Regions from separate parts of the Mus musculus genome. Here region 1 is linked to region 2. The links are chromatin loops, found by intact Hi-C in ENCODE. Cell type or tissue: heart. All regions are shown on one strand. Each heading gives the region's core, and the rest is flanking DNA. Links, peaks and the distances in the headings are about the cores only.

Region 1 (11,806 bases), core at 1,423-9,422, 100 kb before region 2:
TTGTCCACCCTTGGCCAAAGTCCCACACTATGACCAAGTTAGTTCATAAAATACAAATGAGGCTCATGCCACGGGTCTACTTGAAACTCCTCCTCTAAGGCACTCAGAACACGCACTTTCAAAACAATCTTTTCAATTTCTCCTTCAGCTTGGTTCTAGCCCTCTGTCCATATCTCCACTGTGCCCATCTAGTTTTGAACTAGTTACAGCATCCCAAACGATACAAAGGACTTCCCACAATATCCAGCTAACCAAGTCTCACTCCCACCTACCTCCTCCTGCACCTGGTGGCCTAGGGTAAAGATACTGTAGCCACACTAACTGTTCCTGATCCCGACTCTTCCCTTAGAATTAGCTACTCAAGACTATTGAAGCTTGTAACTTTCCTTTCACAACACAGTGATTATCAGAGACATTGTTTCATATCATTATCGCTCAGATTAGCTTGTAAGTGGAACATGACCCAGGGTGAGTGCTCAATAAACATCAGCTATTGTGTGTTGTTGCCATCTTCTCTAGTAGGCTGTGGGCTTCTGTAGAACAAGGGCTCCGATGCATTCAGTGCCACAGCCCTATCTCATTGCTTTTTTGCATGAAACAGCACAGTGTTTGTAGGACAGATAAATGTAAGGAAATGGTCACTGAAAAAAATAAAAGTACAATATAAACTGTAATCACCAGTATGGGCTGGACTCCTATACTAATGTAGGGGGTCGGTGGAGACCAGGAACCATTTGGAACACTAGCAGTTCCCCTATTCCAGGTCCAGAAGCTAACGGATTAGCCTCCATGTAACGTGTTGGATGAAAAGACACAGCCAAGAAAGCTGGTGATGGAAAGATGCTGAAGGAAAAGAGGAAAAGCCTAATTCCCAACTAAACCAGCAACTGTCATAAAAGAAAGCCGTGTCAGTGAATAGACAGTAACGGAGGTTCAGTCCTTAGTAACCTAAGCAAATAGATACGACTCTCACTCCCTTGTCTGCACTGTCCAGTCCCCATGAAGCCCTCCCTCCTCTGGGGTCACCAAGTGTCAGTTTAATTGTTAAGGAAAGTACGTAAAATGGTACTGCGATCTGTAAGGCTCTTCCCTTACAGAAACTCTCTGGAGTTTCCAGACTTGCCTGAAGAAGACTAGGCCAAGATGGGTGCTTCTGTGGTAAAAGAACCCCATCAAAGACCGCAGAGCCAGGACTGAGTGGTGGCTAAGGATCGCCCCGTGATAAGTGGTCCCCCGAAATCACAAAATGCCAGGTTTTTAAAAAACATGCTGAAGATGAAAATCAAAGCAACCAAACAATGATGGCTTTTGTTAAGTGTTATTATGCAAAAGTGTTTACCAAACACACAAGCCTTTTCCTTTCTCGGGGCACATGGCTAACCTACACTTCTCATTGGATTCTCTTGCTGTTAAGCATGGTCATATAGCCACGACTCTTCTAAAGACAGAGTGGAAGTGACATGTGCAGACCAAAGCATTTTAAAGGTAGATGCACCCTCCCCAACTCTTCATCCCACCAATCCGTTGAAACAGGTTGAAACTGTTACAACAGGTTATGGAAAGCTGTGGCATGATAGGATAATGGGACCCAGAATCACTCAGGACAGAAGAAAGCCAGCTACTGAGCAGAGACACCTATGCAGGGCTACATGTGAACAAAAATAAATATATTTTGGTTTAGCACCATTATACATTTTCAGGCCTGCTCTAGCTACTAACATGAGTCTCTTTTAAAAGACGTTGGGTCCATATCGTTGATCTAATTCACATTTGTCGCTCATTAAATGGAACTACCAGGTAATACCAACAAAAGTAAAACCTGACAGAAACCAAGAAACCATTGGGTTAGGTTCTCTACCCAATGGCAGAAATGGACAGAAAACAAAAACAGAATCTGATAATGGTGTTGGAAGACAAATTTGAAGACATGGTGGCTTGCCTGGAGCAGAGAAGCTGGCAAAGGCTTCAGAATTGACACGTGTGCTGGGCCTGGGCTTCAAGAACATCAGACGATGGGGGAGGGGACTTCAGACCTCCAGAAAGTAGAGGTGTTCGCCCACACTCATGCAACCTTATCATTAATAAGTGCCTCTGACTTGGTCAGTACGGTGCAAGTTTATCGTGTACTGACTTTCCTTTCTGGGTCTGGCATCCCAACAAACCAGCCTTTGTTTTCAGAGAACATTCAGTATTAGCCCTTCTACTGTGTGTGTATATGTATAAATATATATGTTCCACAAAAGATGTCAGCTTAATGGATCACAACTCTTTTCAGATAAAACAGCTAAAGAGTAAACTTGGGACAGTTTCGTTACTTTCAACAGTTGAGACCCCACAACCCAGGAATCAGCAGATCAGACCTAAGTTTTGACAAACTAAGCCTGAGACTTACATTAACATTTCTACCTTCAGAGGAACACCATAGGTTCTGAACTCAGACATCTACATCCCCTGTTCATAATTAACTAGACCCAAAGTGTGAGAGTTGAAACCACTTCCTCCAAGTCTGAATGTGTGGTACTCACTGGGTAGAGCCAGACAGGGAGACTGAGCACAAAGGGTGAGAGGCCGGATGTGAGCTTCCAAAGTCAACCTTGAAGCAGACAAGTGGTACACCTCCAGGGTCTTCCAAACGCCAGCCCAAGTGCTTGCTATCCATGGCCCCAGTTTCTTAAATAAAAGGGCTAGGCAGCATTGCTGGGCAGACCAGAGCACATTTCAAAAGACTTCACTCAGCAAAGAGGCCTTGGACTTTAGGGAATCCAGTCAGGCTGCCTCACTCGTGTTAAACAGTTTGATTCTGACTCAGACACAAAATTCTTCTGATCCCTCATCAATTTATCCTGTCTCAGGTATCAGTAACTATCCCCCAAGAAGAAAAGGGGGGAAATGAGGGATAGGGGAAGGTTCCTTGAAAGTATAGCAACTCCTAAAACAGCTGAAATAATCCCCCCCACCACCACCTTAAATAGAGAAAACTGCAGTTGCCACTCAATGCTACCAGTCTGTAAACACAGCTAAATGCCTGCACCTGCCACCCGGGATCCGGGAGCCTTCATTTTTTGGTAAGTGTGGCAGAAAAGACTAAGAGATCAACTGCTTCACCAGAAAGAAAGGGACGCCCCAGGGATGAGACACAAGAAGCATGGTGCCCTGGGTACTTTATGTGTCTCTCCTCTATGAACTGAAAGGGCTCTTTGTGTCACACACACACTCACACACACACACACACAGAATGAGTCTGATTTATTAGAGGAAGGAGGGGCAAAACGGGTGATTTTATTATCCCTCCTCCCAGTGAGTCCCAGCAAACGCCTCCTGGGCCCAAGCTTGGTGGCCTCTTTCTAGCTCAGTCAGTCCCTGTGGCCTCAAAGATAAGAGAGCCTAGAGGAGACCAAACAAAACCGTCTACCGACCTAGGGAAGTAGGGAGGAAATCCAGCGTGTCGAGAAGGGAGGAGAAATAAGCTTGAGAGAGCAAAAGGGGTGGGGGGACAGAGGAAGAGGAGGCAAGGCCAGACACAGGGGAAAGGGGAAGGGTGGGTGGGTGGTAGCACAGGAAGGGTGAAGGGGAGGGTGGGGGAAGTGCAAGGGAGGTTCCAGAAATAGGCAGGAGGATGCGCTGGGGAACGGCAAGGGCCACCGAGGGAGGAAGCCGAGAGGTGGAGGAGTGGGGCAGGGGTTGGGTGGGGAGGAAAGCAGCACGGGGCATCAATTATTAAGTGATTACATCATCCCTGACATTAAAACAACACACACAGCCCTGGTCCCCGCGGGGGGCCGCGAAAGGAGGGCGGGGGCGGAGCTGGGCCAACCTCACCCCCAAGCCAATTCCTATTTTCCACCCGGCACCCGCCGGCGGCCGAGGAAAGACACCCCGGTGCCTGCGCAGCCTCGGGGCGGCACCCCGCATCAGTGTCCTGCGTCGCGGGGCGCCCTGGAGGCTGCGCGGCGGGACCGCAGCGGGAGCAGCCCGTGCGGGGGCGCTGGGCCGGGCGTCTCCGCAGCATCCCGAGGCTCCGCGCATCCCCTGTCGCTTACCTGCTTGGCTTGGCGCTCAGCTCCGGAGCACATTCACATGGTCCTCTCCCCGCCCTCCTCCGGCGCGGCCCAGGCGGCTCCCGCGGCTCCGCGGCGGGGCCCAGGAGCTCGTGGGCCTCGCGAAGCGCCGAGGGGGCGGCGCCGGTGTCCCCGGCCCGGCAGCCCGGTCCCTCCCTGGCGCGGGTGGCGGCTTTGTGTGTGCCCGGGGAGTCCTCGAAACGCTCCGGCTAGAGGCGGCCTCGCTGAGCTCTTGACCAGCGGGCGGGTCTCGGAGGCCCGGCGCACGGCGACCCCTCCTCCTCTCTGCGGAGCCCCCTCCCCGCCGGCTGCGCTCCTGACAGATGGCGCAACTGCACCGACGCGCCGCCGCCACCGCCGCGGCTTCTCGCAGCTACTCTCGCTGATGCTCGGGCTGCTCCGGATCCCGAGGGGTTCGAGAGGGGGCGGGACACGCCCTGAGACTGTCAGGTCTTTCTGCCCTATCAAAGGGCCCGCTGAGGGCTGAGCGCCGGCAGCCATTGGTGAATGCGTCGGAGGCGGGACGGCCATGGGTGGGGCCGCCGAGTGGGTTGAGCTTTACAGTGGTGGCGGGCAGCCTGCGGTGCGCACGGCCACAGGGTGTGTGAGAGGATGCGAGGTTGGCGGAGAAGGAAGAGTTGTGTGTCTGAGGATCGTGTGGAGTTGCGAGTTGGTGAGGTGGGCAGGAGAGTGCGCAGGGAATGAGCTGCTTTCCACTTTGCCAGTGGAGACTGGCACCTGCCACTCCAGCCTCACAGCCATGGGAACCTATTTCTCCAAAGAGATAGCCTCGCCTTTGAGAGTGGGAGGATAAAATGGAAAGGTGTTAAGAATGGCGATGGCAAATTAGGGAAGTGAGGAGCAAAGTAGAGAAGTACCATTGCAGAAACTGGGAAAGCTAGGACCAGCAAACGCACAACAAATAGTAAGAAATTAATGACTTGTTAGTCTCATTTTCTTGGGTACCCAAATATGCTCCCCGCCCCCCCCCCCACACCTACCCCAGGAAAAGTGAAAGAGAAGTATGACTGAAATTCAAGGGGCCTGCAACAAAGAGTCCCAAAACCACCCAGTAGAGATTGCTTGTGCTTTTCCCTAGCTGTTTACCAGTGGCCATTGCTCGTCTGGCTCCTTGGGGCATTCAAACTTCTCTTGGTTTTCTTGTTTTCGCTGGTGGCTGAGCTGAGCTTTTTGCTCAGATTTTCCTTGACGAAATAATAGCCGGGTTGGTCTGCAGTCTTTATTTCCGATTCAGCTTTTCTATGGCAGGATGTAACTTCATAAAAAGAAACATTTTGCCTTCCTGATTTTCTTTATAGGCAATTCCTGTTTACTGAGAACTCTGTTTTAAGACATGTTCAGAATCATTTTCTTTAATGATTTTGGTAAGAAACTCATCCCTCCCCCTCAGCAAATCTAATCTTCTAAGAAGTAAGTTTAAGCGAAGCAGCCTTGGCTTCCTTAGGCGCTCAAGGTCTGTGTTATCTTTCCTGCTCAGTACATTTCCCCTGTAGTTTAAAAATACCAGTCTCTTTTGCTGACTTTTTTTTCTTTGTCTTTTCCGCAGTGCTCTTTTGAGAAATTTGCTGCTATTCAGTAAATGATCCTCATGTGATGGACGAGGAAACTGAGGACAAGAGAAGGTGACACTGAGGAATTCCATGTCCGATCTCTTCCTGAAACCTGGAGCAGATGGTACTAAGTCACTCCATTGTTAATAATTTCTTTGAGAGGAGTCTCATTTTTGGCATCTGCAGCATAATAGCTTCTTCACGTAATTAGTGGACCAATAAGAGGCAAAATGATTAAATGACAAATTAACCAACTCCCAGCAAGACTCTGTTCTGTTTTTTTCTCTTTACTTACTTTTGAAAAAAATAAATAAAAACAAAAAAACAGGAAAACCCCACAACTCTTCCTCCGGATAGCTTTAAAGGGATTCTGTCTCCACAAGAAGATTTGCTGATGTTGTGAACAAGTGAGAAAGCCCTGGAAAGATGTTAGCATTATTTCCCATTTTGATCTGCTCCCAAAGGTCATCAAAGTAGATTTGACTTAAACAGTGTCCTCAGCCTACCCAAGGCAAGCCATGCTTTGTTCTAAACCTGAAATTTTATTTTCTTACAGGCAGTATCTATTACCCAACAAATGGAGAGACATTGTTCTAGAATTTCTCTTAGATTTGGTTGTTATTTGCTTGGGTTTTTGTTTGTTCTGTTTCTCTCACCTTTAAGTCCCCTGTTTCTAGTCTAGTGTTCTTTTTTGGTTTGTCTAATCTGTGTTTCCTGTTTTGCTTTCAATGTATATTTAGTGTTATTAGCTAAGCTGTTTCCCATTTTGAGATTTTTGTTTTCTTACCAATCAAACAAGAAAATAAAAATGGTTACTGAAACTGGAAAAAAAAACTAATGTGCAAGGAAGGGAGATGGATCAGTGAATAAATGGCTTGCTGCTGTACACATGAGACTGAGTCTGAGTCCCCAAAACACACATTAACAAAGCCCCAAAACACACATTATCAAAACCGTTACAGCCGGGCGGTAGTGGCTCACTCCTTTAATCCCAGCACTTGGGAGGCAGAAGCAGGTGGATTTCTGAGTTTGAGGTCTACAGCCTGGTCTACAAAGTGAGTTCCAAGACAGCCAGGGCTATACAGAGAAACTCTGTCTCAGAAAAAAAAAAAAAAAGAAAGAAAGAAAAAAGAAAAGAAAAGAAAAAGAAAGAAAAGAAAAGAAAAGAAAAGAGAAAAATACAAAACAAAACAAAAATGAAAGCCGTTACAGTGGCAAGTGTCTGGACCTCCAGAAACAGTGAGAGACCCTGTCTGAGAAATATGTTAGAGAACCAATTTAGAAAGCCCAGCATTGACCTCTGGCTTCCACAGGCACTGCATATGTGTGCAAGTGCACCCCCAAGCATGTATGAACACCTCTAAACATGTATGCATACACACCTTACACAAAGACACACAGATATGTACAAAGGAAATGCATTCTAAGTGACCACGCCTCAGCATATGCCCAAAAGACATGATGACATCATACCTCACAGCTACTTGCTCAGCCATATTCATTGCCATTCTAGTCACAATAGCTAGGACATGGTGACAACCTAAATGTTCTTCAGCTAAAGACAATGTGGGACGCGTACCCAGTGGAATACTCAACTGTAAAGAAAAATGAAACCATGGAATTTTTCAGGCAAATGGGTAGAGCTATTTTGATAGAGAGCTATTTGGATAGCTATTTTGGGTAGAGATCATTTTGAGTGATGTGACTCAGACCCAGGAAAACACACATCCCATGCTCTTTCTCATCTGTGGTTCCCAGTTCCAAGTTTTCATATGTGAGTGCGTAATCTGGAGGAACTGCAAAGCCCCGGAAAGTAGAGGAGAAAATGGCAGAAATGGGGAATGGTGGGGTACAGGCAAATTGGAGGAGGAAATAGGAAAAATTGAAAGGGGTTAATTTGGGAGAGGGGAGAGAGATAAATACAGGAGAAAGAGGCATGTGGGTAAAATAATAGCAAGGGTGTCAAAAAGCCATAGTCATATTACTATCTATATATATAAAATTAAATACAAAACATGACTTGTATACATATACACTATTTAGTTTAAATGAAACTTTTCCATTGCCCCCCCCCCCCACAAGATACATAGACCATCTAAAAACAAAACAACACCAGGCATGAGAAGTTCTCTTTTGAGTTGTTGATCAAGGTTGTCCAAGTGACTCCCAAAACATTATAGAATATTGCTGTCATCATTGGTTGCCTCCAAGGTAGAAGATAAGTCCCTATTTCTTAAGGCACCATCCACTTCAGACATAGGACCAAAAGTATGTGAGCCGGGTCTAATCTGAAAACCTCCTCTGTGATGACTAACTTCGTGGCACCAGGACATTCCATGCAAACTTTCAAGGGAGAAAGCATCCAGTTGTCCTACCCAGCTATGATGTCTATGAATAGCAGCAGTCACCAGCATAGCATGATAACTGTCAGGGCACAATAATGGCACGCATACCTTGGTGATAACCAACAGCTCTCTAATTGGACTTATGGCCTGCTCAGAAAGAAAGAAACCATGCCTGCTAATAGAACCTAGTCAGTTAACTGGGGCTAAGTCAGGGATCTTAGATGAAAACCAATAACAGCCACTTCCTAACCAGCTTATTTCCTAACTACATTTTAAATGTCCCACCGATAGGTGTTCTTCTCACCCCCTCATCAAAGAGACTTCTCTTTGCAGTAGACGAAGATCATTACAGAGACCATGCAGTGCCTGGTCTCAGCCAATACATCAACACGGTTCCTGTACCTAAGGCTCAGGGATTGTTGCAGAAGAGGAGGTGGAAAGGTTATAAGCTAGAGGATCAATCAGGTGCTTGCTGTGAGTTTATGTCTTCCAGAAATGTCAGTGAGGTTACACTCATGAAGTCTAATCAACAAGGATACCTAAGAAGCCTTGAACAGTGACAACACCTATGGGGCATGCTAACATGGAAAATTAAAGCTCAAGGGATTTCCATTCTTAACAAAGAGTTATGAACAACAGGGGAAGGTGGTGAGCAAGAGAAATGGTCTTCTCCGTGTAAGGAGTCCCCAGTTGGTTATCCAATACCAAGTAGTCAGCCTTTAGATCATATGCATACAGGTAATGTTATATGGACAAAAAAATGTTGTGATATATACATATATGTATATATATATATACATACATATGTGTGTGTGTGAATATATATGCCATGAATTTGAGAAAGAGTAGGGAGGAATACAAGGAATGGGAAGAGTTGGAACAATGAAAGGTAAAGGGAGAAATTATGTAACATTAACTTCAAAAACTAAAATAAAATATTATAGAAGGAAAAATCCAATTGTTTGTACTTTTTCATAGACAAAATCTGCAAGTATATATACAAAATTTATCTGTGAGGTTCCCCTAAGAGATTAATAAGTCAACTTGCTACTTCCAAGAAGATACCCAAAAGCAACCCATGAGACCAGCACAACACTGCTGACAATGTGAGCTGCTGTAACATCTTTTTGTCTGGCAGAGGTATTAGACTGTGCCCATCATGATCCAGACCCTTTTAAGTCACACATTTCAGTAGAATTATTTTTCTTAAAGATCATGTCTCGGGCTGGAGGGATGGCTCAGAGTTAGAGTTAAAAGTACTGACTGCTTTTCCAGAGGTCATGAGTTCAATTCCCAGCAACCGCATGGTGGCTCACAACTATCTATAATGGGATCCGATGCACTCTTCTGGTGTGTATGAAAACAGTGACAGTGAACTCATATACATAAAATAAATAAATAATTCTTTTTAAAAGATCATGTCTCACCTTTTATCTAATGTAGCAATCACATCTGCATAAGATCTTATACTATATATGGCTACTGTTTTCATGAGTTCAAATGGTCTGTTATTAGGCTGTCAATGGAAAGATCAACAAAAGGCAGAGAAAATCATTGTATCAGTCAAGGTTCTCAGCTCTCTTTTGGGAGGAGTACTGCTCTCTGAGTTGCATGGGGGACCCGTCTCATTGTGTTCCATATGAGCTGAAGGAATAGAATATTCAGCATTAAAAAACATACTGTGTCTAATAAAGCCAAAAAAGGACTTTATTAGGAGATTGGCTCATGGATTCAATGGGTAGATAAGAACTCCGCTCAGGAAAGAATCAGCATCCAGACACACACCTGAGAACTGGCCAGGACAGCTCTCAGAGAACCCCCATACTACCACACTACAACCACTATAGGAGAGCAAAGTCTAGATGTGTATCCTAACCTGTCTTCCCATCCACGTCACTTATTAACAACTCCAGTCCTTAGGTGGAACTACCCAAGTGGCTGATAGGGCACTAGCTGTAGCTCAAATAGGAGGGACCTGAATATTCTATTCCTTCAGCTCATATGGAACACAATGAGACGGGTCCGCCATGCAACTCAGAGAGCAGTACTCCTCCCAAAAGAGAGCTGAGATGTTTAACCAGAATTACCAAACTGATACAGCAGTTGTTCACCTAAACCTGTGTTCTGGGATTGATGTTACATATTAAACAGGAACTTCTTCCTTTCTACTCATGATTTGTCCTCAGTAAAAAGATCACAGGCCAGAGCTCATCTTAGCTTCCTCAAACAGTGCCTGCTTAGACATAATAGGAATGAGCTTTTGGCTTTTATTTCATCTACATTTCTCAAGGGAGGGTTGATTGTCTCTGAGAGTTAATTATCTGGATTTACAGACAGTCTTTTGGCATGAGGGCTCCTGAGAAATAGGAAGATGGATGGAATAGTGCCTTTCCTCCTTCCTTAAGCTTAAGGGGTCCAGTCAGTCTTAGCGTGTTCCTGTTAATATCCTTCATGTAGAAACTCTAGTGGTGGTTCCTGGCTTTCAGTGTCCCCAAGTGGACTCTGGGTGGCTATGTTTATATGAAATTACTTACTGTAGGAGCCCACCCTAACTATAGTCAAATGATCAAGCCTAGACACTTATCCCAGAATAAGCCAAGTATTAGTTACTGAGAAATCAAAAATTAGACCAAAGTTATGCAAATGTGAATATATTAGTTAGGAAATGCCAGTTACTGTAACAAACAATCCTATCTCCATGATTTTACAGAACAGAAATTTAGATCTCTCTCAAGTCACAGTGCAGCTGTTCAAATGTGGTTTCAAACCTGGGTTTCATTGAAATCATTCTGTTCAAACAACTGGGAAATAAGGAAAAGAAGAAATGGCATGGCAGGGTTTAGGGTCAGTCCTAAAATAGCACACACCATTGTCTGTTAGTCACATGACTGCACCTCTATGCAAGGGAACCTGAAATGTAGAATAGTGAGCTCCCAAGAAGAAGAAATGGCTTTGGTGAATATCTTACCATATTAGGAGCTATTATAAGTAACCTGTGTTCAAGGAGACAGTGGATAGATACACATTTCACATCAGTACCAAACTCATTTTACATTTCACTTAGGTATATAATATAAATTCATAAGATAGTTCTAAACAGTAATTGTACAACCAACTACCACCCTTTAAATTTCACTTTGAATATCACTTTGTTTAATTGGCCAACATTTTATTTTGTTTATTGTATGATCTAGCAGTCCGTATCAAGCCAGATACTAAGAAGGCAAGGGATTTTTTTTTTTTTTTTTGCCAAGGTATGTGTCAGATGGCACCAATCTTCAGTTTGCAACCATCTGTTGATAGTATGTGGAGCGTAAAACTTACTCCGTGATTGCTATGTTCCTTTTTCAATTGCTGTGATAAAATACCCTAATAAAAGAAATTTAAGGGAAAGAATTTATTTTGTCTTTCAGTTTGAGGTCACAATCTATCATGGCTGGGAAGACATGGTGGCAGGAGCTGGAGGTGACAGCTGGTCACATTCCACCCACAGTCAAGAAGCAGAAATACTGAAGCTTGGTTCTTTGCCTTTCTATGGGGATCACAGCCCAGGGAATGATACCTCCCACTCTTAGGGTAGATCCCCCTACCTTTCTTAATCTGGTCAAGATAATCTTTCACAGGCACATAGAGAAACTTGGCTCTAAATCCTGCCAAGTTGACAATAAACATTAACAGTCACACTTGAAAAATCCTGTACCTAATTTTTATCCTTCAGAAATGTTAGTTGTATTCTTTCAGTGTGCTGTACTCCCAATTTTCTACAGATGAGTATAAGCAGGGTCTGAGTCGGTTATACTTCACAAGAGATGAGGGGGAATTGAACATTTTC
Region 2 (11,806 bases), core at 1,759-9,758:
GCATACATAGCCACTATTATTCCGAATGTGATATTCTATCTTCTGTACTCCACTCCTCCCCACCAGCAGCCAGTCTGTTTTCCTTAATGACCGTGCTTTGGAAAAAAGCTAGGCAGTATTCAATTTATTATTAATGAGGGTACACTCCTAAGACAGTGGCTCTCAACTTTGGCTACACACTGGAATCACCAGAGAGCTTTAAATTCTACCAAGGCTTATGGTTGGCTTCTGCTTTAATTGGCCTGGGCTTTGGGGGGTTTTAAGCACTCCCTAGGTAGTTCTAATGTGAAGCTAAAGCTGCGAATCAAGATCTGAAAGTTGGTAAATTGGTTGTTGGGTTAACCTGAAGTGTGAGCGGTGGTGGCTAGTAGCCATGGGAATGGCATTGTATCGGGCAGTGGTGGTACATGTCACTGTTGGGTGTCAAGGGCTAAGGACGATGTCAGGCTTCCTGCTGGTGTTAGCATGACTCAGGCAGCTCTCTTGGTTCTAGTTAGTGTTCTTTGTACTTATTTGCTTTTTCAACAAATCCAAAGCCATGCTACCTGCTTCTTTTAATTTCTCAACATTAGTCCTCCCAATCCTATATTTTCCTCATTTACCCACTGTGGAGCAGAACCTACCAGAACGTGCCTAGTCTCACAACTTCACCTTTATCTGCCCAAACTCATCACCTTTGAAAAGAGAAGTGAGAAAAAGCTCACCCTGGGCATTTAACTTAGCCCTCTCTGATCCTGTTTGCTCTGTGTGATTTATGTTAGAGAGGGAAGTCGATCTATGTGTTCTGAATGGCCCTGGCTCCCAGTTGCTTTGATGAGATGAAGTTGCTTTAAGCTTAATCTCAAATCTTTGCTGATTTGTCACCCCCGTTTATTGGTAAGATCACGCCTGGCTTTATACTGCACATAGAAATCCTCAAAATATGTGTCCTTTGTGCTTAGGGGTAAAATCCACTCTTTTTCTTCTTCTTCTTCTTCTTCTTCTTCTTCTTCTTCTTCTTCTTCTTCTTCTTCTTCTTCTTCTTCTTCTTCTTCTTCTTCTTCTTCTTCTTCTTCCTTCTCTTCTTCTTCTTCTTCTTCTTCTTCTTCCTCCTCCTCCTCCTCCTCCTCCTCCTCCTCCTCCTCCTCCTTCTTCTTCTTCTTCTTCTTCTTCTTTTCTGTTTTTGCCTTTTCTCTGATGTCAGTCCCTGTAAGCCCATTTAAGGATGGACTTAACTCTGTCAAGAGAATCTCTTTTGCTTGGGGACCTACTCTGGTTCACAGAAGCACACAGTCACATTTGGGGACAAAGCCTCATAGCAGATTCTACTGTGTAAACTCTGAGGATGGGAGGGTTTCTTCTAGTGAGGTTAGGAGGAAATCTGGGGTGCTGGGATATCTCAGTGCCTACACCGCTCCCCCAAACTGTACCCTAGATTGAGATGAGCAAGGGACACTCACAGGGAGCCACCAAAAGATGAATGGGAAAGAAAAGGCTGTCTTCTTCACTGTCCACCTGGATGTCTTGGCCTGCCTTAGACACTACATTCCCTGGAGCTGGCACTCGGCCTTAGCTTCTGTGATGTGCAATGTCGAATGCATCTTCAGCAGATCCACAAGCAATTATTGTGAACATATCCACCGAGCGTGGGACTGACTTCTCAGTCCTGCTTCACTGCTTGTATGTAAGTTAGAGTTTCTTGACACTTGAATTCCTACCTAACCCTTCTCCTAGGGTTTTAAAAAAGAATTGAAGTAGGCTCAAATGCTGTGCTGGGGTTTTGGGGAGGGGGAAAGAGGAAGTGGGAGGGGATGAATCACAGTTGGACGGTCTTCACAATGGACTGATCATTTGCTTCTTGAATCAACGAGTGAAATTGCATTTCCTGGCTTGTGGAAGAGGCATGATCCCAGTTATCCGCACAAAACCATGTGGGAAAGAAGGATTAGTGGGAAACAAAATCAGAACTAGTTGAAGCACACAGAATTACTGCACAGAATTAAGCAAATGTATTTGTTCCGCCATCATCTTTTTCTTTGTTTATTTTTCAAGACAGGGTTTCTCTGAGTCCTGGCTGTCCCAGAACTCAGAGATCCATCTGCCTCTGCCTCCAGAGTGCTGGGATTAAAGGCACGCTCCACCACACCCAGTTCAACTTTATTAATTTTGCCTCCTTAAGAAATAAATAAGTGCTGGCTGGATCGTCTTAAAAGCAAAATCAGAGCCTTGACAGGTCCTTGGACAGAGATGCTTTCAAGAAGACTGAAGGGCAAGATGACTATTGTAAGGAATCAGCAAGCCCATCTCAGTGAAGAGAAGCTATCTGAGCAGAAACTACTTTTACCAAACAGCAAAGATATTTGCCAAATGGCCGAATCCCAGGGGGAAAAGGGCCTGACCAGCGTAGGGCCTCTATCCAGAGAACTCCCTCTGCAACCAAGACTCCATATCATCTCTGCTTCCAGAAGCCTGCAAAGGAAGTGGCTTTGCTTCCAAGCAGAGGTAATATTGGGAAAGTGACCCAGACACATAACCATGAAAATCTGCCTTTCAGTAGAAAATTCTTATTATTTGGATGGTGTCAAGTTTTTCAAACTTCTGAGCTGAGGCTGTGGCTTAGTCAGAGTGGTTGTCTGTCACCCACAAAGCCTGAGGATGGATGGACAGCACTGCAGGTGAAAAAAGAACAGACGCCTAGATTCCCATTAGGTCTGAGCGGGTGGTGGCCCAGGTAGCCTAGAAGATGGTCCAGTGAGATTTATCTGGACGGAAGCGTCTCCACAGAAGCCTTCAAGTCTCCCAAATAAATTTCTGCAGAAAATAAGTAGCTCACAGAAAACAGAACAAAGCCAACCACATGAGAAATGTGTACTATCCAGGAAATTAATTAAAAACAAAGCAAAACAGACAGATAAAAGCTATACATTTAGAGAGGCTCTGAATAAAGGATTATTAGTCAAGAAATGTAAAGTCACAAGCTGGGGATATAGGGAAGCTAGGCATAGTAGCCTGCACTTGTAACCCAGTGCTAGGGAGGCAGACACTGAAGGTCCCCACTACCCACTAAGCTGCCAGCCTGTCCTACTTTAGGAGTTCTGGGTCAGTGACACACCCTATCTCCAAAGAATAGAAGTAAATGGTATCTGAAGTTATGTTCTAGTCTCTACAAGTATAACACACACGCGCACACTCACACACACACAGCCTAAACTACTCCACACTTGCTATGTTTAAACAAATAAAACATGAACTTAAAAATGTCTACATAGAAAAAAATTAAATATGGTCAAGCAATTCTAAGAAAGAACCAAGTAGAACTTCTAGAAAACATGTAACTGAAGTTTAAAACCATTATGTTATTTTAAAAAATAGAAAGAAAATTGAAAGATGGGTCAGAAGAAACTAGCTGGCATGAGGCATGTTAGTCGTGATGGCATCAAACTCAGTGTTCTAAATTTTGTACTGGAGGCATAAATAATACATTTCACAGTTTATTAGAAATTCAGTGTGATGCACATACAATGTTTCTGTGCAATGTATGTTACTGTTTATGCTGGGCTTGCAATATTACACAAAATTTCTTGTGTTTACTTGAAATTAAATTAGAATACAGTTTGATATTGGACTTAATAATAATCTGAGATTATTATTATTATTATTATTATTATTATTATGTAAGTCTTCCTTTCTAGGTTTATAACTATTTTACATTTGGTCCATAACATTTTATTTGATCTATTTGTATAGATCGAGGTTGAGATGGTGCTAGTCACATAGTCTAACACAGTAGTTACTCCAAACATATATGTGACTTGAAAGACAAAAAACAGAAAGAAAGAAAGAAAGAAAGAAAGAAAGAAAGAAAGAAAGAAAGAAAGAAAGAGAAAGGAAAAGAAATTCAGAGAAAGGAAGAAGAGAGGAATGAACTGATAACCAAAAAATAAGGTAACTACAAGTGAATTCCCTTACTGAGTGTGTTTCTAGAAGAGGTAAATCAAAGACAGCATAAATTCGGAGTTCTAAATGGACGATTCTGAATTACCTCTTGGGAGCTCTCAGTTCAAATTTGGCAGATAACGTGCATTATCAAGGGATAGCATAAGGGCTTTAGAAAGGCAATAACAACTTGGTAATCTTTTTAAAAGATTTTAAATGTAAAAAGCATTAATAAGGGACAATGGTAAGAATAAATTATGGAGCATAATAACTAACAAAGAATATATGTGCTTACTGTCTACGAAAGGTTCCGGAGCCAGGTGTGACAGCGCATGCCTTTGATCCCAGCTTTCCTGCGGCAGACGCAGGCAGATCTCTAAGTCTGAGGCCAGCCTGGCCACAGAGTCCCAGGACAGCCAAGGCTACACAGAGAAATATCATCTTGAAAAACAGACAAACAAACAAACAAACAAACAAGATCCTAAAAACAGCAAGGAGGTATAACACTTAGTAGAAGATGCCAGCTAGACAAGGGGAAAACAATTATACAGACAGGAAAACCATTTACCTTCATCACATAAATGATCATCATCAAGAGTCGTAAAAAAAAAATGAGAGGTGACATTCACAGTCCCCACAGATTTCTTGTTACTTTAAAGGAGACTAAAATAGTGGTAAGTTCTGGTGGATCCTTAACCACAGAATCAAACTTAATAGCACCACCAGCAGCTTAGTGAACGTTGTGCATTCTTGGTAGCATGTAATGGTAAGGACATAATAGTGTGCATCTTGAACTATATGAAATCTTGGGTTTTGAACAACAAAGCTAACAATGTCATGTGAGTCCGTGTAATAATATTTCTGTTTCTTGACATAAACGTGATTGCTCAGATTAACTAATGAAACTCAAAGTGAGACTCTGTGAAATGGCTGACTTAGAGTTTCAAACAGTGTTTTTAGAGAATTGCAGGGGTGGGGGACCAAGTGGGGAGATGCACTGGAGTGCCAAAAAACGGCCACAGGGACCAAATACAACAGTTCCCAGTGAGATCCTGGATGGCGAGGACAGAGCTTGGGTGTGATGGCATCCTTGCATGCATTCTACGATACATAATAAATCTCATTTAGGAATGTTTACTGGCATAACGATTATACTGTGGTTTTCCAGGGATATGTCTTTATTTTAAAGAACTTGTAGGGTAAAAGGTAAGAATTTCTGCAGATTCCTCTCTAAAGGTTCAAAGTTTGGCAAAGAATGAGGACATGTGCGTGTCACATGCAGAAGGCAGAATATACCATGGAATACAATGGAATGTCTAGGTGTGTGTGGGGTGTATGGATAGTCTTTTCATCCCTCTTGTAACCTGTCCCCAGAATTGAATAATTTCAAAATAAACAGAGGGTGGAAAAATGAATTGTCCTGATTTCACTCAGGCTCTGTATGCTGAGGGTCTGAATGCTGAACTGTCCGGTGCTTTTCTGAATGGAATCTTTTGACTCTAGGACCAGCTGTGTAATGACTGGGGTGCTTAAAAAAAAAGTCCCAGATGAAACAGATCCTGTCCCCTACCAAAGGGAAAAACCGAGTTCTACTCCTGAACAAATGGAGCTGCCCAGCTACGTGCCCTGCATCAGTGCTCTGGTGAATGGGACTCTGCTATGCACGGCGCAGCTGTTCGCTGGCACCTGAGAGCCATCTTCATCTTTGCATTAGGACAAAGCTCCCCCAAGACTGAGTGATGTTTTAAAAATATTGAATTTTTTACTAGGATCTTACAGCAACTGGGAAATTAAGATTCTGTAGAAGGATGGCACAACTGGAGATGAAAGTCCTTACTAAAAATAGAAATGAGTTCCCTCTTCAATGACTCAAGTATCAAGTTGGGTTTGCCTGGTGAGCAGAGGCTCAGGGCAGGCAAAGGGGAAGAGAGTATGGAAGAGTGTCTCTTTTTGTGTGTGTCTCTGTCTCTCTCTGTGTCGCTGTCTCTCTGTTTCTCTTTCTCTTTGTCTTTGTTTCTCTGTGTATTTCTGTGTCTTTCTGTCTTTTTATCTCTCTTTGTCTCTGTCTCTCTGTTTCTTTGTCTTTCTGTGTCTGTCTCTCTGTCTGTGTCTCTCGGTCTCTCCCTCCCTCCCTCCCTCCCTCCCTCCCTCCCTCCCTCCCTCCCTCCCTTCCTCCCTCCCTTCCTCCCTTCCTCCTAGTGCTATTGTGGCTCTAGCAAAGTCTCAGGCCAGGCTTCCTGCCAAGATCTTCTTTGTATTTCCCTGGCCTTCAGTCAAGTTCTGAGCGCTTTGTGCAAGTCCCTTCCTGTCTGCACCCCCACCCCTGCTCTTCCTCCTGTCCTGTCAGCCTTGCTTTCCTGTGTGCGCTTCCAGCCACAGCAATTTCTCCACAATTTGTTCTTATTTCCCTGGGAAGTAGAAATGATTGAAAATGAAAGCCAACCCTAACCACTCGCAGGTTAACAGGACAGGCAGGAGAGTGTTCAACAGGAAGAAAGGCCTCTTGGGAGTTCTGACTTCTCAAAAAGACTTAAACAGTCGAGTTTTAAGCAGACTCAAATGAACCGTGTACTACAGGCTGTAATCTGTAGCAAACAGACCTGGGTTGAGAACCCAGCTTCATCGTGACAGTGCAGTTACAGGTGAGTGTTAGGTTTAAGCTCTGAGGCATTCCCAGGTTCATATGTGGTAGGCTCTGTTCTCAGGGCATCTGTACACACATGAGACTATAGAGAATATTTCATATTCAAACCAGTGACATATCTTCCTTTCTGACTTGGTTTTGTAATGTGTGTGTGTGTGTGTGAGAGAGAGAGAGAGAGAGACAGAGAGACAGAGAGAGACAGACAGAGACAGAGACAGAGACAGAGAGAGACTGTCTGTCTATCTGTCTCTTGTTCACCGCTGTGTATGCCAGGCTAGCTGACCCAAGAACTTCTGGGTGAGTCTCCTTTCTCCACCTCCCATCTGGCTGTAGGCATGCTGGAATTACAGATACTCTTCTGGCTTTAAGTTGGCTTTAAGATTTGAACTTCGATCCTTACACTTGTGTAGCAAGTACTTTTACTCACTGAGCATCAACCCAAACCCCTTTATTAATTTCTTCTTTTTAAAAAATTTTTTCTCACCCACCAAGACTTAAACACACACACCCACACAACTTTGAAAGTTAAATAATTAAGGAGAGATTGAAGGTAGAAATACCATAAAGGCAGGGTTAGGGAGAGGAATTCACACATACCATAGTCAGGTATAATTGCTAGCCGATGCTACAACTTTACTGAGTTCCCTGGCAGCCAAAGAAAAGATGGGAACAAATAATTAAGAATAGCGAGGCCCCTGAGATTAAGAACATACATAGGATTATAATTCTTTACTTGAGCTTTTTTTTTTTTTCTTGTAGATTCTCATAAGGAGACCAAGTAGCAAGGGATGCCTAGCCTCAGTGTATCTTTACTTTCATAACAGACACGATGATCCGCTGCAGAGAACGGATCTTAGAACAGCTTTATTTAAGCTGGCGATGTACAGCTGGTGTGAAGTCTTAGGAAAGCAGCTTTGTGAGAAGCTAAAACAGCATCCTGTGTGTATACAGACCTCCAAGGCCCTACATTCCGCATAGGCTTGAGAGCTCTGTACACACAGGAATAAACAGCCTTGTGTCCTCTAGGCAGTGTGATCTTCTATAGCTCTTACTTCTGACAGTCAGTCTTCGGAGAACTGTAATCAAGTACAGTCGTAAGAGCGGTCCCTTTCTGCCACAGTGAAGGGCAAGGAGATGTGATTGGAAGAGGGGTACCAGGAGGACTAAAGTCCTTTTAACTAAAATCAGCATTCAAACAAGCACACCTGGCTGAACAAAGTCACTCCACCTTTGCATGTCGGGGGCTGAGAGACTAGCTACAGGGACAGGCAAAATAACTGATCATCCTGACACTGGACAATTCTTTGAAGTTTATTGTTGATTTTTAAAAACTGGATTCTACCTTGGTGGGGGAGGGGGGCAGGAGAGAAGAGCACAGACTTGTGCCTCAGAAGGAAGCACCCCAAAACATTGTCAGGAGAAAAGTTATGACTGGTAGGACTTGGGCTGATGTTCCTCTCCTGTGTTTTCCTGTGTTTGTCCTTTGTGGTAAAGATATATCACTATCACTTTGGCGGTAAGAAAAAGTACAGCAATGAAAGTATTCTAGGGGAAGATAACTATAGTGATCTGCTTCCATAGGGTAAGAGCCGGTGACGTTCTAGCACACTGGTTCACAACTCTCAAAGCATTTTAGAACACTTAAGAGAACTTTAAATTTAAGGGTACCCTGGCTCCATCCCCAGTTAAACAAAGTAGCATGTCTGAGACAATGGTTCAGGTACTGACATTTAAATAATGCCCTATAGGAGGAACAACAATATGAACCAACCAGACCCCTCAGAGCTCCCAGGGACTAAGCCACTAACCAAAGAGTACACATGGAAGGACCCATGGCTCCAGTTGAATATGTAGCAGAGGATGGCCTTGTTGGGCATCAGTGGGAGGAGAGGCCCTTGGTTCTGTGAAGGCTTGATGCCCCAGTGTAGGGGAATGGCAGGGTGGGGAGGCAGGAGTGGGTGGGTAGGTGAGCACCCTCATAGAAGCAGGGGGAGTAAGGATGGGAAAAACCGGGAAAGGGGGTAACATTTGGAATGTAAATAAAGAAAATATCCAATAAAAATATTTTATACTAAGTAAAAAAATAAATAAATAAAAATAAAATAATGTCCTATGTGCTGTTAGTGTGCAGCTGGTTAAAGACTACCCCACGCACTGTAGAACAGCTGCAATCATTTGACCGTAGACAGCGTTCAAACAGATACTCTCCTTAGTGGTTTATATACCTCTGTGATCTTGTCTTTGCCCTGTTGTTCAACACTGGCTCATTCATTAGCTTTCAGAAGAATATCCAAATATGGCACGTTGTAGACTGAAAGCAAAGCAATGCTGAACCAATCTGTACACCATGGTTTTCTGTCTGGGGTCATGGGAAAGAGGCATCCATGTTTAAACCGCAGTTGGTGGTTTGTTTTTAACGATGTGGTAGTGACAACTGAGTTGGACGTCTCAGTGGGTACACTGCTTTAGCTAGGAATGGTAAGGCTAACAGCTTACAGTCCTCAGTAGTTGGGGTTTTATTGTTTGTAATCATTGGACACGAAGACCTTGTATCTGATAGGTGGGTTTTTGCATAAGAATGTATGCCCTCAGAACAGGGCTGTCTTTTTAATACTGTGTTTCTATGGCTTAGGAAATTGCCTGATGCAAAATGGGTACCCATGTATAGTCAAGGGATGACTAATAGCACAGTTCGAATGCAGGATGGAGCAGCCCATACCACCTCGTGATGGAGGAGAAGGACAATGAAGCTTACTTCTCCTAACTTCATTTGCTCAAAGGCAAAGCACACACAGAACAAGGAGGAGGCCACCTTTCCAGGGCTCAGCCTCTGTCACTGTTTGCCCAGGTAAAGAGCCTTTCTGTGGGTTCTAAGTTTGTCCTGCTCCTAATTAGGTTCCACTTTGGAACTTCTCCATGACACTTCAGGGAGCTCAGTATCTGTTTCTCCACCAGTGAGTGTGTCCCATAAAAAGAAGCAGCTCAGGTCTTGGGGACACAGAGTCTGGGCAGGATGTGTTCCAACTGCTGCAGCATTTCTCCACATGGCTGGATTTTTTTTCCTCAGAAACAAAAGGTCCTGTAATCTGAACCTTGCAACAGCAGTAATTTATGCTTTTATGTGAGAGCTTGGTGAATTTAGGGTAGCCCGTGTGTAACAACCGGGTTATTGGGAATCACAGTTACACGATATTTTAACCATCTATTTTTATTATTCTTATATTTAGGTGTGTGTGTGTGTGATGGTATGTGCATGTGCAGGTACCCCACATTTCTAGGAGAGGGTGTTGGATCTATTGAAACTGGAGTTACCTGCTATTGTGGGCTGCCTGACATGATGGGTGCTAGAAACCAAACTTGAGTTATCTCCCATAGTTGTAAGTTCTCTTAATTGCTGAGCCATTCCTCCAGACTCACTTACATGCTAGTTTAGAAGCAACTTTGCCTTCCAGTGGGGAAGGAGAGGAGGATGGCCTGAGACAGCAGAAAGAGAATAATCTGGGTTCAGAGTCAGTTTGAACCAAGACTGAGCTCCGCAGCCTATGACTCCCATTCGGCTTTGCTCTCTTTACCTGTGGGATCAGATGCCAGCTCTGTGCAGACAGAAATGTTGAAAGGATCTGCATTTTTGAAATGCTGGATGCTGTTTTCTTTAGCTGCAGCAGCAACTGCTGTCTGTGACTTTCCTCTGGACTGTAAGGAATGTTGGTATGATAATCACAGGAAAGACCCTCTGCCGCTGGAACCACGGTGCTGCTCAGTCTTTCAATTTGACGTCCATGGCGGCCACCAGGGAATCCACGAAGGCTCATAAAACTTTACCCACACTGTCTTCAGTCACAGTGGAGGGGAGAAATAGAAAGAGAGGAGTGGGAAGGGTAAAAGTCAATTTCGAGCTTTGTGTACTGTGGGTCCTGTGGACTTATACACAATTCTCTCTCTCTCTCTCTCTCTCTCTCTCTCTCTGTGTGTGTGTGTGTGTGTGTGTGTGTGTGTGTTTATGAGAGAGAGAGAGAGAGAGATTTTGTTTTCAGAAGCTTGTTTCTTGGGGTACCTCAGAACAACATGGCTAGATTGTCCAAGGAATAAAAATCATTAATAGAGCTGTCTTCTGGGTTCCCCTCCAAACCACTGTCTGTATGCTCTGGGGAAAAGGCTCCAGCTTATTCACTAATTGTGTTATCTTTCCACAAGATATTCATTGTTTTGAAAATAGGAGAAAACCTCAACAGCTCTGAAGCATATAATTATGCTTTCTCATTACCCAACAGGAATGTTCCCTAGCGCTGTGATGATGCACTTGAGGATGATTTGGGGGGCGGGAGAGAGCTCAGGGGGCAGAGCTGGAGGCAGTGAGCAGAGCAGCTGGCCCCCATCCCTCTATTCTGTCATGTTCACTTTTTTCTGCCTAAGGGTTCTCACACATTGGTAGCTTTTCCACAAATCAACAGCCTCGGCAGGCAGTGTTCTGGTGCATTCCCAGGCCTCCTGTCACCCCCTCTCCCTGGTGATCAGTGTAATAAGTGATTTCAGAGTATTAAAGTGAATTCCACTACCGCTGAATCATATACAGACCCAAGGCCAAGCGATGACATCAGGAACATATGTGTTATTCTGAAGGAAAAACTTGGCTTTGGAAATGAGAACAAGATCTCCAGTGGGGAAGCCAGGGATACAAAGGCTAGGGGAAAACACAAAGAGGAAGAGTCCTCTATGGCTTTACCTCCATTGAAGTAGTTGCCTAAAAGGACTGCTGCCCTGAGACATTTGTGCAGTGCTGAAGCAGGTCTAGGAAGCTAGGATGTGTGTCCTGCACCAACAAGGCAGAAATGGTGAGAGGGATACTCTACTGGCTGTAATTCTTGATAACTATGATTTTATAAGCCTGGAATTTTTCAAGCAAGCTTTATTTTCATTCAGAGTGGTATCTGTGAAGTATTAATTCATTAATCACACAAGCCTGTCCCCATGTTGACCAAATGCAGAAGAAGATGCATTCAAGATCTGTGTTTATCTAAGCACATTGCGACATTGGGATGTGGTCATTTCTCCTTGTATTCTTTGGAAGCCACGGGACAAATTCTGATCACTTCCTAATTTGACATCATGCTTGAGCTTTATATAGTCCTTCTTGTTTCCATAGCAATGAAATCACTAAGCAGTATAAGGAGCCTGTGGAACAATATAGGAAACAAGACGGAAACTGAGTAGAAGAAATGACAGAAGTTAAGGTCAAAATTTCTTGTG

What was found. A loop is a pair of places that touch in the nucleus more often than their neighbours do. Peaks named below come from ENCODE experiments on the same cell type or tissue, not always from the same donor. Only the 100,000 strongest peaks of a DNase experiment are listed, where the experiment ranks them.
Region 1: it touches region 2 in a loop (3-fold over the local background); 7 of 42 quality-filtered maps call a loop at or near these places.

Annotation. Positions count from the first base shown.
Region 1 is chr10:39,362,425-39,374,230 of GRCm38, reverse strand. Fyn (Fyn proto-oncogene) reads right to left here and starts at 4,432. Exons shown (of 14, transcript NM_001122893.1): 1 at 4,041-4,432. It overlaps Gm31616 (predicted gene, 31616), which reads left to right and starts at 4,619. Exons shown (of 2, transcript NR_168583.1): 1 at 4,619-4,736; 2 at 5,626-6,515. In heart, for the core only: a CTCF peak has its summit at 4,443; DNase peaks (open chromatin) are centred at 3,630 and 4,530; H3K4me3 peaks cover 2,983 bases; H3K27ac peaks cover 2,958 bases.
Region 2 is chr10:39,261,165-39,272,970 of GRCm38, reverse strand. No RefSeq gene overlaps it. Among named protein-coding and RNA genes, the nearest start is that of Gm31562, 22 kb to the right of the region's middle. In heart, for the core only: no CTCF peak of the experiment used is centred there; a DNase peak (open chromatin) is centred at 6,190; H3K27ac peaks cover 1,732 bases.